2 separate regions of the Homo sapiens genome follow, and region 1 is linked to region 2. Evidence: chromatin contacts called from ENCODE Hi-C or POLR2A ChIA-PET data. All regions are on one chromosome and are shown on one strand. Each heading gives the region's core, a stretch centred on a gene start or an enhancer-like site at or near the end of the contact. The rest is flanking DNA. Distances are from core to core; before and after follow the strand shown. Region 1 overlaps SMAD2 (SMAD family member 2). Region 2 has its middle 79 kb from the start of SMAD2.

Region 1 (5,946 bases), core at 3,204-5,703, 130 kb before region 2:
GGAGTAATCTGTAACTATGCATCCATAATTATTTCTACTTAAAATAATCCTTTCATTTTTATATGTGACTTAAGACTAAAAGTTTAGATTTAAACAGCTCAGGAATGAAGAGTTAATCACTGTAATAATTTTTTTAAGTCTCCATAATTACAAGTACTATGTGTGGCTGTATATTTTATCTTGACTACAAATATAATTGAAAGACACAAAATAGATTGTAGTATTCAATTACAAATGTTTAAATGTCATTTATCACATCACTGAAAACAATGTGACTACTTTGATTAAACTTAAATTTTTAATCAATGATTAAGAATGATAGCCTTTTATTTGCCTCAGAATCCAGTCTCTTCCCCATATTTTATTTGCAAAATGTAGACAATCCTGATTGAGAAATAAGTAGGTGCAAATGATTTTTTAAGTTGCTGCATTACAGATGCAAAAAACTGTATCTCTTGAAAATTTGAGATATTCCTGAATAAAAATTGAAAATATAAAAGAAATATATTAAGAAATTTATTTCAAAAAGGTTGAATCATCAACAATAGCTAATAAGTGCTCACATTCCTTCATAATTAAGGCATAATTGGGCAGTAATTAAATCTGGAGACAGTTTAACAGGGTCCTTAACTGGCTTAAACCTTCACTCTGTGTAGAAAATGTTTTTCGATTTTATCTTGTAGCAATGAAATAGTAACCATTCAAAAACAAACAGTCACCAAATGTGCATTCCGGTATGTCAGGGTTTCATTCTAAGTTTCAAATCAGAACAGAGCATGTCTACATTCCAGATACCCAAGCTGTACAGAGCTCTAAGTAGAGCTCACCACACAATGGTGTGGTACTGTTATTTGTATAATTTTATAAGAACACACATGAAACAGAATTTTAAAAAATAAACTAATACCAAGTCTTCCTAATCGGTAACATAGTAAGTCCAAATAATGTCCAGATATGTGAGGAATAGCTTTATTCCAAGGTCTTTGATGCTCATGTAATAAGTACAATTTTAACAACTAATTCTATTACAAAAGACTGCAGAAAGCTCTGTACAGCTGGATCCCTATACGTTCTTAAGAATCAAGCAAACAGCCTGTGCAACAAAGTGAGACCCCATCTCTACAAAATAATTAAAAAATTAGCCAGGCATGGTGGCATGTGCCTGCAGTCCCAGCTATTTGGGAGGCTGAGGCAGGAGGATAGTTTGAGTTCAGGAGTTTCAGGCCACAGTGAGCTATGACGCACTACTGCACTCCAGCCTGGGTAACCGTGAGATCCCATCTTAAAAAACAAAACAAAACGAAAGAATCAAGCAAACTTTTGGAGAGGAATATCTCAGAAAAGAAAAACTCAACAGTTTCTAAGTATTTATTCCAACTTCTCAGATACTTCCATGAACAAGCTTTCCATCTTCTCCTGAGTTCTGTATGATAAAAAATTTCAAACATCCATTAAAGTTACGAGTAAGCACCCTACACATTGATCAGCTAAATTCTGTAATTTGGATTTGTTTTCTTTTGCTCTCTCATGTATCTACTTAACCTCTCTATCCATCCCTTACTTTTTGGAACATTAAAAATAAGGGTGTATGTGGGCAGCCTGGGCAACATGGTGAAACCCCGTCTCTATCAAAAATACAAAATATTAGCTGGGTGTGCTGGTGCACACCTATGCTCCTAGTATTCAGGAGGCCGAGACTTGAGCCCAGTAGGTGGAGGCTGCAGTGAGACTGCACCACTGCACTCACTCCATCTTGAATGACAGAGCTAGACCCTGTCTCAGAGAGAAAAATAAAAGCTGCAGATAACACAAATCTAGACACTTAAGAATGCACATAACTAGAGTTCGCTGTTCTTTTTTTCTTTAGGTTAAATTTACACAGCATGAAACACACATCTTAATGGTACCATTTGAGTTTTCTCAGATGCATACATTGTACACTTCTCAACCCTGTCAAGATCATCACCCATGTCCATTTCTCAATGTCTGGCATCCATGCGCTCATCCCCAGAGGCAACCACTAATCTGATCTTTTCACCATAGGTGTCGTGTCTTCTGGAAAGTCTATGTATGAATGGAATATGGTACATATTCTTTTGGGTCTTTTTTGACTCAGCATGATTTTGAGATTCATCCATGTTAATGTATATGACGTGTGTGTGTGTGTGTGTGTGTGTGTGTGTGTGGAGTCGTTTTCCATTACTTGAACAAGCATGATTTATTTAGTCATTCTTATACTGATAGACACCTGACCTGTTGCCAGGTTTTAATTATTGTGAATAAAGTTGTCATGAACATTCAAGAAAGTACATATCATTATATAGAAATATGATTTCTTTTTTTCTCGGGTAAACACCTAGAAGTGAAAATCTTGAGTCAGTGGATAGATGCATGTTTAGCTTTTCAATAAATTGCCAGATCATTTTCCAGAGTACGATTTTACAGTCCTCCCTCTTTCAATGTATGAGAGAGAGCTCCTGGTTATTCCAAAGCCTCATCAACATTTGGTGTGGTCAGTCTTTAAATTATAGGTAGTCTGATGATTGTGCAGTGGTATTTCATTGTGGTTTCAATTGTCATTTTCCTGAAGCCTACCGATATTACACATTTTTCCATTTCTTTACTGGACCTTTATCTTCAGTGAAGTAGCCAACTACTGTCCATTTTAAAATTAGGCTATCTTTACATTACTGAGTTATAGAAATCTTTATAAATTCTAGATTCAATCCTTTCAGAAATGTTTTGCAAATATTTTCTCCCACTCTGACTTATTTTTTAACAATGTATTTTAATAATATGTTTTGTATACCAATGGAGTCTAACTTAGCAGCTTTCATGGTCACTGCTTTCTATATACTTTGAACAATTCTCTGTTTACCCCCAAGTCATAAATATTCTCCTATATTTTCTTATAAAAGCTTTATAGTTTTAGCTTTAATTAGACTACAATTTATCCAGAAATATTTTGTTTTCACTGGTGTAAGGTGGAGTCATGTTCATTCTTCCACATGGATATTCAGCTGTTCCAGCACCATTTGTTGAAAGACTTTCCTTTCCCTACTGGGTTGCTTTGGCAACTTTGTTGAAAATCATATAGGCACACAGTGTTTATCTATGTGGGGCTATCTTATCTGTTTTTATGTCAGTATCACACTATACAGATTACTATGGCTTCAAGGTGAGTCTTGAAGTCAGGGTAATTTAAGTACTCTAACTTATTACTGAGTTTTCCAATTCACAAGTGTATCCATCAGTTTACTGCATGGTAATTCCAACATGTAGGTCTTCTAGGGTTGGTCTCCTCATTATAAAGGGTCACATTTTCTTTGTTCTTTGTATGTTAGGTAATTTAGGATTGTATGCTAGACATTGTGAATTTTATCTGATGGTAGTTAGAGGTTCTGTTACAATCTTCCAAAAGTCTTCATTTTTGTTTCACCAGACAACTAACCTGGTTGCATTCAAACCACAAACTCTGTCCTGGAGCAATTCAAATCAGGCTGATTATCTGGCTGTACTGTCTACCGTACACATGTGGGATCAGCAGGTGATTTTGGCAAAGTTTGTAGGCAGAATCCAGGGCTCTCTTTCTGAAACTCTCCTTGCTGATATTCACTCCTCACTCTCCAATAGTTGTGATTCTCCCAAGTCTTACCTATGGTGCTTCAAGGCCAGAAAGACTTGGTTTTGTGTTGGAATTTTACCTACCCTGCACACTTTGCATGGACAAAAGCTGTAAAACAGAAAATTCGCCTACGCCATTTCCTTCTTCCGAGTGTCAATCCCCTCTAAAACATGCCTATTTTTGTTTATTCTCCAGTACTTCATGTTATTTTTAGAATTTTGTGCAGTTTGTTATTGAGGGAGTGTCAGTCTGGTAAGAGCATACCTGGCCATATGAGAATCACAACTCCCTCTTCATTTGTTTAACTTCTCTCAGCAAGGTTTCAGCATTTTAAGCAGAGGTCATTGTGTGTGTGTGTTTAATGTATTCCTAAGTATTTAGTACTGATGCTACTATTCATGAATTTTCTTAACACCCCTATTTGTCTGCTGCTAGTATTTACAAAAATACAATTGATTTTTAGACACTGAATCTATAAAGTGCAGCCTTGCTAAATTTACTCATTTGTTTTAGTGGCTATATTTATAGATTCTTTAGGATTTCCTACATAAATAAGCATGTCATCTACAAACAGAATTTTGAAACATTCCTTCAGATCTTTAAACCTTTTATATTTTGTTTTCCTGACTCATTGCGCTTGCTAGGTCTTCTATTAAAATAATAAGGACACAAGAGTAGACATCCCTGTCTTGTTCTTGAGGGAAAACACAGTATTTCATGATTAAGTAAATCCTTAGCTGTTAGTGTTTCTTAAATACCTTTTATCAGACTGAGAAAGTCTCTTTGTTTCTCATTTGCTGGGAATGCTTATCATGAATGGATGATGAATTTTGTCAAATGCTTTTGACCAAGTGAGGTGATCTTATAGTTTCCCTCCTTGGTTAATGCAGTAAATTACATAGTTTTTTTGTTTGTTTGTTTGTTTTGCCCGACAGGGTCTTGCTCTGTCACCCAAACTGGAGTGTGGTGGCGTGATCACTGCTCACTGCAGGTTCAACTTCCTGGGTCCAAGTAACCCTCCCACCTCAGCCTTCCAAATAACTGAAACCACAGGAATGTACTACCACGCTTGGCTTTTTTTTTTTTTTTTTTTTTTTTTTGTGGAGACAGAGTCTTATGTTGCCTAGGCTGGTTTCAAACTCCTTAACTCTCAAGCAATCCTACTGCGTTGGCCTCCCAAAGTGCTGGGATTAGAGGCATAAGCCATCGCATCTGACCTGATTAATTTTTCTTTTTTCGGGGGTGGGGGACAAGGTCCCAATGTCTCATGCAGGCTGGAGTGCACTGGTGCAATCATAGCTCACTTCAGCCTTGAACCCCTGGGCTCGAGTGATCCTCCTGCCTCAGCCTCTGAGTAGCTGAAACCACAGGGGCATGCCACCATGCCTGGGTGGGTAATTTTATCTGTCTATAGAAATGGGGTCTTGCTTTGTTGACCAGGCTGGTCTTGAACTCCTAGGCTTAAGCAATCCTCCTGCCTTGGCCTCCCAAAGTGCTGGGATTACAGGTATGAGCCGCTGCGGCTGGCTTACACTGATTACTTTTTGAAAGTTATAAACTAACCTTGTTGGAATAGAACTCAATTATGATGTATTCTTTTCTCATGTATGTTAGTGATATATTAATCTTTAACTTTTCTTTTAGTTGCATCTTTGTCAGGTTTTGGTTTCAGGGTTATGTGAGCCTCATAAAACAACATTTTTCTGAGTTTATTGTCTATAAGATTGGTGATATTTGTTGCACAAATGCTTAAATTTACCAGTAAAACCATGTGGGCCTGAAGTTTCCTTTGCAGGAAAGCTTTTGATTATGAAGTCAAATTCTTTCATTGTTATAGGGCTACCCAGATCTTGTATTTCTTCATGCATCAGCTGGGGGTAACCTAAATTTCATCATTACAGTTAGTCATCAAATTTAATGGCATAAAATTGTTTATAATATTTGCTTATAATCTTTTTACTGTCTGTAGGACCTACCATGACAATCCCTCTTTCAGTACCAATATAGGTCATTTGTGATTGTGGGCTCTCTGTCTTTTTCTTGATCAGTCTAACAAGCGTTTATCTCTCCAAAGAACTCGCTTTTGGCTTTCTGATTTCTACTCTTAATTTTATTATTTCTTCTTTCTACTTACTTTCTATTTTATCTTTTTAGGTAACTTTCTTTCCTAGCAGATTATTTAAAACTATAAAATTTTCCATTAGGCACTCTTTCAGCTACATCCCACATATGTGATATGCTGTATTTTCATTATAATTTGGTTTGAAATATATTTTACCTCATTTTTCCCCTGAATAACCCATAAGTCAGAATTTTAAGGT
Region 2 (6,453 bases), core at 324-2,823:
CACCAGCATCCTCCTTGGAAATGCTGGCCACAGGTGCCCTGTGTAGAAGCACAAGTGAGTTGGTGAAGAGCGGATCCCCACCACCAAGGACTGTGTGGAAGGAATGAGTCCACATCCCTGACTGATTTGGCCGACTCCGTGTGTTCCCTGGGCTGAAGTGAGTGTCCTGCTGGACTCTACAAGGCCACCCTCAGCGTGTCAGTTTCTGGGAAAAAGGTGGGTAATCCTAGGAGACTCTCTGGACGTCTCCTTCTTGGGACTGGCCTTGGGAGGCGGAAGGGGACCTGCTGTGGCCCACTGGGAAGTGGGCTGTGGCGCAAAGATAAATGGGCCCATGGAGCTGACCAGACAGGCAGTGTCTGCAAATGCAGAGGGTCTAGATCAGGGGTGTCCAGTCTTTTGGCTTCCCTGGGTCCCAATGGAAGAAGAATTGTCTTAGGCCACATATAAGATACACTAAGACTAACGATAGCTGAGTAACTTTTTAAATATCACAAAAAAACACATTCGTACTGTTTGAAGAAATTTTACGAATTTGTGTTGGGCCGCATTCAAAGCCATCCTGGGCCTCACGCGGCCAGAGGCCGCGGGTTGGACAAGCTTGGTCTGGATTCAGGAGGGTCTGCCTCTGTTTCCCCCCATCATTCTTGACCCCCGTTGAGGTGTTAGTGGATGCTCCGGCCGGGTTTCAGCCAAACACCTGGGTTCAGGCTGAGGTCCATGCTCAGCTTCGGGCCAGGGCACTGGAGCAGGAGTGGCACTGAGGGCCTGTCCTCACCAGGGTCTCCTTCCTTTGCCACCTTAGGCAGCTCTGGGATGTTTTATAGGGGAAAGTGGCATCTCCTCCCCTGCCCATGAGGAGGGTGGTGCTGAGTAAAGGTAGCCTCTGCGGGCAGGAGATGGCAGGGACCATGGGACCCAGCAGAGTGAGGGGTGCTGAGGGGTCTCAGAGCAGAGAGACTCCCTTGTTCTGACCCTCTCCAGCTGACTGCAGGTCCGCGAGCCTGGGGGCCCGGACGCTCCTCCATGTGCTTTTCTGCCCCACTACTAACTTCAGTCCACATCACAGCCTCCGAGAGTGGGGCTTCTGGGGCCATCCCCTCTGTGCTCTCCGCAAGCACCATTCTGCGGGACTTTGTAGAGTGACCCGAAGCTTCCGCTCCCTAGCCCTGTGCTCTTCCCCTCTCCAGTCCATCTCGGCCGGGAGTCGGGTCTCTGCCAGCCCAGCGCTCGGAATGGAGCTTTGTGGGGCTGGGGAAGCAACCTTTGCCAATGGGAAGGGGGTGTCACAGCGCCTCATTCCCTCCCAGCTTGCGCTCCTCGGAATAATCTCCAACAGCGTGCCTAGAAGCACAGCTGCTTTTGTTTCGGGCGTCGGTGCTTCCCAGAATCCCGGTGCCCGGACCCAGCCGCCGAACCGACCCCGCCCCGCCGCGGGCTTTGTTCCCTGCGCTGCGCACTGCGAGCGGCGGCCACGCGGGGGCGCTGGGCCGGGGGCGGGGGCCAGGGCTGGGGGTGGGGCGCGCCCCCGGGCCACCTCCCCCGCCCCTCCCGGCTCCTCCCCGCTCCTCCTCCCATGCCCCGGCCCCCGCCTCGCAGCTGGGCTCGGACTCAGGCTTAGCCGCAGTCTGTGAGCCTCCTCCCCGCACCTGGCCGGCCAGGCCAGCCCAGCCTACTTGTCTCGCTGCGCCCGGCTGCTGCCTCCGCTCCAGGGGTCGGCGCCGGGACCTCCTCCTCCGCCGCCGGCCCGCCCGCGTCTACACCGCACACCCGTGGCGCGCCCTCCAGGGGCGGTTTTTCTCCCGGGGTCCTAAGTCTCACTCTACCTGCTTCACGCTTAGTGGTCCTGTAGAAATACAGACGCGTCGTAGGCACTTAGTAAATGTCTGTTGAATGACTGTGTGTAAGCACTCGTCCGTTCTTTACCACACCTCATTTTTAAAGTTAATGGACGTTATTTTTTTCAAGCAATTTTAGATTCACAATAAAATTGAGCCAAAAGTACAAAAAGTTTCATTTCCCCCCTGTACCCACCCCCGAACAACCTCCCCCACTCTCGACCTCCAGACCAGGGCATGCATTGGTTGCCATTGTGAACCTACACTGCCACATCAGGGTCACCCAAAGTCCACAGTTTTCTTTAGGGTTCACCCTTGGTGCTGTACACTCCATGGGTATGACATGTGTAAGGCCATGTCATTCCGGTATCACACAGCATTTTCACTGCTCCAGAAATTCAACCCTCCGTCTTTCCAACTCCTGGCAACTCCTGCTCTTTTTACTGTCTCCATAGTTTTATGGAATCATGCTAATTTTCACAACCATCCAAGAGGTAGGAACTCTTCCCCTTTTGCCCTTGAAGACACTGAGGCTCAGGGATGTTGCCAGGGCCCTGTCAGCTTCCTGATAGGAAAGCCACTAAATTCCAATCGGCTACCAGTTTTCCTGCAACCCTGGCCTGGGATACTCTCCTGAACAATGAAGCCAGTAATGGCATGACCACAGCGCTGTCCCACCCTGGCCAGCAAACAGGCTCCCTCAGGGGACTCCACTCCTCTACCTGGACACTTCTGCAGGCGGGAAGTGGGTAAGGAGTGACAGGTGTGGACTGCCTTGCTTGGCTTCTGGGAGGAGCCATTTGTGCCTGCTGCCAGGCCTGCTGAAACATTACTAGGCTGGGCGGAAGTACAGATGGAAGCCCTGGTCGGTGGTCTGCCCCTTCCTTTCCCTAGCCCAGGCTCTGACTTCGCCGTAAGGATCTTGCAGAGCAGGCATGGACACCCAGCCTGCAGCCCAAGCTCCATCCCCACCCGAGAGCCAAACACCCCCCAGGCTAATCCTCAGGCCCGGTAGTGTGTACACTGGTGAGAGCAGACAGCTGCGGGAAGAGGACCTGCAGAGGCCCTAAAGTGGGCCCCTGACGGGAGGCAGAGCTCAGATAATAATTTTCGTCCATGTGGGCCCCAGGACCTTTGGGCAGGGCCCTGGGTACCTGAAGCATGATCCGAAAGGGAGGGCATGAGCTCCAGGTGGGCATGTCCCTTGACTTTGTGCTAGGGTTACCAGATTTAGTAAATTAAAACAGGAGTCCCCAACCCCTGGGCGTGGACCTATTCTGGTCCATGGCCTGTTAGGAAGTGGGCTGCATAGCAGGAGGTGAACAGCAGGTGGATGAGGATTACTATCTGAGCTCTGCCTCCTGTCAGATCATCAGGCATTAGAGTTTCATAGGAGCGAGAACCCTATTGTGAACTGTGCATGCGAGGGATCTAGGTTTCCTGCTCCTTATGAGGATCTAACTAATGCTTGATGATCTGAGGTGGAACAGTTTCATCCTGAAACCAAACCTGTGCCCTGTCTGTGGAAAAATTGTCTTCCGTGAAACTGGCCCATGGTGCCAAAAAAAGTTGGGGACCGCTGAATTAAAACACAGGACACCCATTTAAATTTGAATTTTAGATAATTGCATTAGTCTGTTTTCACATTGCTGATAAGACATACCCAAGACAGGGGAATTTCCAAAAGAAAGAGGTTTAATGGACTTACATCTCCACATGGCTGGGGAAGCCTCACAATCATGGCAGAAGGCAAGGAGGAGCAAGTTATGTCTTACATGGATGGCAGCAGACAACGAGACAGAGTTTGTACAGGGGAACTCTTCTTTTTAAAACCACCAGATCTGGTGACACTTATTGGCTCTCACAAGAACAGCACGCAAAATCCTGCCCCCATAATTCAATTACCTCCAGCCAGGCCCCTCCCACAACATGTGGGAATTCAAGATGAGATTTGGGTGGGGACACAGCCAAACCATATCAATAATCAACAAATAATATTTTAATAGTAGTATGTCCCAAATGTATACTTATACCCCCCAAATTATTTGTTTATCTGAAATTCAAATTTAATTGGGCATCCTGTATTTTATCTGCCAACCCTGCCTTGTGGACTCCTGACCCGTGGGGAGAGAGACAGCAGGAGGAGGACCCGAGTGGAGTCCTCAAAAGTATGGGGCTTGGGCAGGGGCCTCAGTCCTCTGTGCTGAGGCTGTCCTGGCTGCATGTTTCAATATCCTGAAATTGCAGCAAGGTTCTGGCTTCTAGGGGTCCTGGGAACAAGGTCCTTGTCAGGAGCTGGCTCCGCTCAGTAGGAGACCAGGGTGGTTTGACAATAAACTTTGCCATTGAAGCTTCTGGAATGCAGGTGTGTTGGGTGAAGGCTGGGGAGGCAACAGATAGTGTGAGGAGGTGGGGAGGTAGGATGGGGACAGGAAAGTAAGCTTGCAGCTGCTGCCTCCATCTTGGTCCTTCCAAGGTTAAAGAAGGTCAGGGGTATGGGGAGAGGTTTTGGGGAGAGATGGGGGGACAGGAGGGACACAGCGGCAAATCCCTGCACTGCCAGGGTGAAAGTGCACTGTGGTTGTGCAGCCTGCTTTCCTGGCTGAAATGTTCCTTTCACGTCACCATAGTTAGCATTGCAGACCAGGTCATGAAGGAAGCCAGGCAGGATCTGATGGAAGCCGGGCAGATGGCCTATTGAGGCACAGAGGGTAGGTTTCTTGCAGGTTTGGTGTTGGTGCCCATTGCCCCGAGCTTGGGCCCATGCAGATCAGTGGGGTCACTCAGGGCAGTGAGGGAAGCTCTCACTGGAAGGGGAAGAGCTGGCTCAGGGAGGAGGTGGTGGATGTGGTGGAAAGGCCAAGGTGAATGTTTGGGAATGACTTCTGGAAATCTTTTGTGGAGGACTCACTGAACTGCTTTAGAATTGGAGTCCCAGTCTATCCTAGTGGCTTTTAAAGGAGCTACCTGGAAGAGAGAAGCCACTGTCCTCAGGGCAATGTTCTGGGCAGGTGGGAGTTCTTGTACACACTCCCAGATGGGCCTGGACCACACCCTCCATGTATCTAAGCCTCAGCTTCTGCACCTGGTGAATGGAGATAATTTGGGGGGTTTATTCTGAGAATCAAATGAAATCATGCATAAAAGCAACTTGCAAGGGGAAAGTGTACTTAGAAAGTACAAGATAGCATTGATTGTTAACTCAGTGTGTATGGAGCTCTTCTTTGGGGCCAGACCCTGTGTCAGTCTGCAGGGAATTGGAATGATCCCATGGAGCCCAGGTCTGGTAGGGAAGACAGGCTTGTGACCAGGTCACATAGGTGTAGGCAGGGGGCCCCAAGGGGATCGGAGGAAGGGAGTTGTCCCTATTCCTTGGGAGGTCAGGAAGGGGTTACCCAGGAAGTGTTGCTGGATGGAGCCCTCAAATGTGGGGCGATGTCGGCAGATGGAGCAGAGTGGGAAGGGAATTTCAGTCTGGCAGGCAGGAGGGGAGGCCAGGGGCCAATAAGAGCCTGGGCGGGGGCTGCCAGGCAAGAGCAGATGTCTCACTGAAATGCTTTGGCCCCCAGGAGATTGAACTGTTTCCTGTAGGCAGGGAGGAAGCACGCAGGTGACAGCATCTGGGTGACAGTTTGAAAATATCACTCTGGTTTCCATTGAAGTCAAGGTTTACAGACGCAAGGTGGGGAAGAGGCTGGGAATCTAGAGGGGGAATGTTTCTGCTATGGTCCAGGTTAGCTAACAAGGGTGTGATTGGGGCAGGAGCATGGGTATGGAGAGAAGGAGACTTCCTATAATGTTAGAATTGGAATCTGCGGGGCTCAGTACCCACCTTACTAAACCCCTCTCAGGATCCTGGGCCCTCTGAGCCCCTTCCTCCCTGAGCTCATTCCTGACAGCCCTATTCTGTGGGAGTCTTCTCTCCTCTGAACACTGATAACCTCTGCTTCCCACACCACTGACTTTAGAGTCTAGTGGCATACTTTTGTTTATTTATTTTTAATTGTTTCCAAGTCCCAGTTGTTTTCTTGAATGTCACAGAAACGTTGGTGAAATTATTTTCTAGGAAAGAGCTAGCTTATTTACTTGTTTCTCTCCCTATCTTCCACCCTCTAGCCCTTTCCCTCCCTCCCTCCCTCCCTCCCTCCCTTCCTCCCTTCCTTCCTTCCCTCCTTCCTTCCCTCCTTCCCTCCTTCCTTCCCTCCTTCCTTCCCTCCTTCCTTCCTTCCCTCCTTCCTTCCTTCCTTCCATTCTTTCTTCCCCTCTTATACTTATCACCATTTATGCATCTATTTTGCCATTGCACTGTTTCCAGTTTTTGGCGATTATGAATAATGCTGCTTATAAATATTTCTATAATTGTATTTTGATGATCATATGGATATATTTCTCTTGGGCATATAGCTAGGAGTAGAATTGTGGGGTCACAAGGTTCACATATGTTTGACATCAGTTGGTACTGACAAACAGTTTTCCAAAGTGATTGTATTGATTTATGTTCTCGTCAACAGTCTGTGAAAGTTGCAATTGCTCCATACTGTTTTGAACACTTAGTATTGTCAGCTTTAAAATTTTTAGCTATTCTGGTGTTGGCGTAGTGTCATTTCATTGTGGT

Evidence for each region. Hi-C counts contacts between places; a loop is a spot of excess contacts on that map. ChIA-PET counts read pairs that join two places held with the same protein, here RNA polymerase II (POLR2A). Pooled maps may share reads with other maps.
Region 1: a map of heart left ventricle shows a loop between it and region 2 (2.6-fold over the local background). The contact joins two enhancer-like sites. A Hi-C loop is called at or near these places in 8 of 168 maps with a recorded cell type or tissue (CD4-positive, alpha-beta T cell, CD8-positive, alpha-beta T cell, Calu3 and 5 more) and 7 of 50 pooled maps. POLR2A ChIA-PET finds 5 or more read pairs at or near these places in 2 of 52 experiments (A549 and activated T-cell).

What each region holds. Positions count from the first base shown.
Region 1 is chr18:47,877,343-47,883,288 of GRCh38, forward strand. All of the region lies in intron 2 of SMAD2 (SMAD family member 2), which reads right to left. Among named protein-coding and RNA genes, the nearest start is that of SMAD2, 50 kb to the right of the region's middle. Within about 2 kb of position 4,454, at least 3 of the 41 ENCODE cell types and tissues checked have a DNase peak (open chromatin) inside an H3K27ac peak, as active enhancers do.
Region 2 is chr18:48,006,843-48,013,295 of GRCh38, forward strand. No RefSeq gene overlaps it. Among named protein-coding and RNA genes, the nearest start is that of SMAD2, 79 kb to the left of the region's middle. RefSeq lists an enhancer at 800-1,713 and silencers at 1,389-1,498, 1,509-1,558. Within about 2 kb of position 1,574, at least 14 of the 41 ENCODE cell types and tissues checked have a DNase peak (open chromatin) inside an H3K27ac peak, as active enhancers do.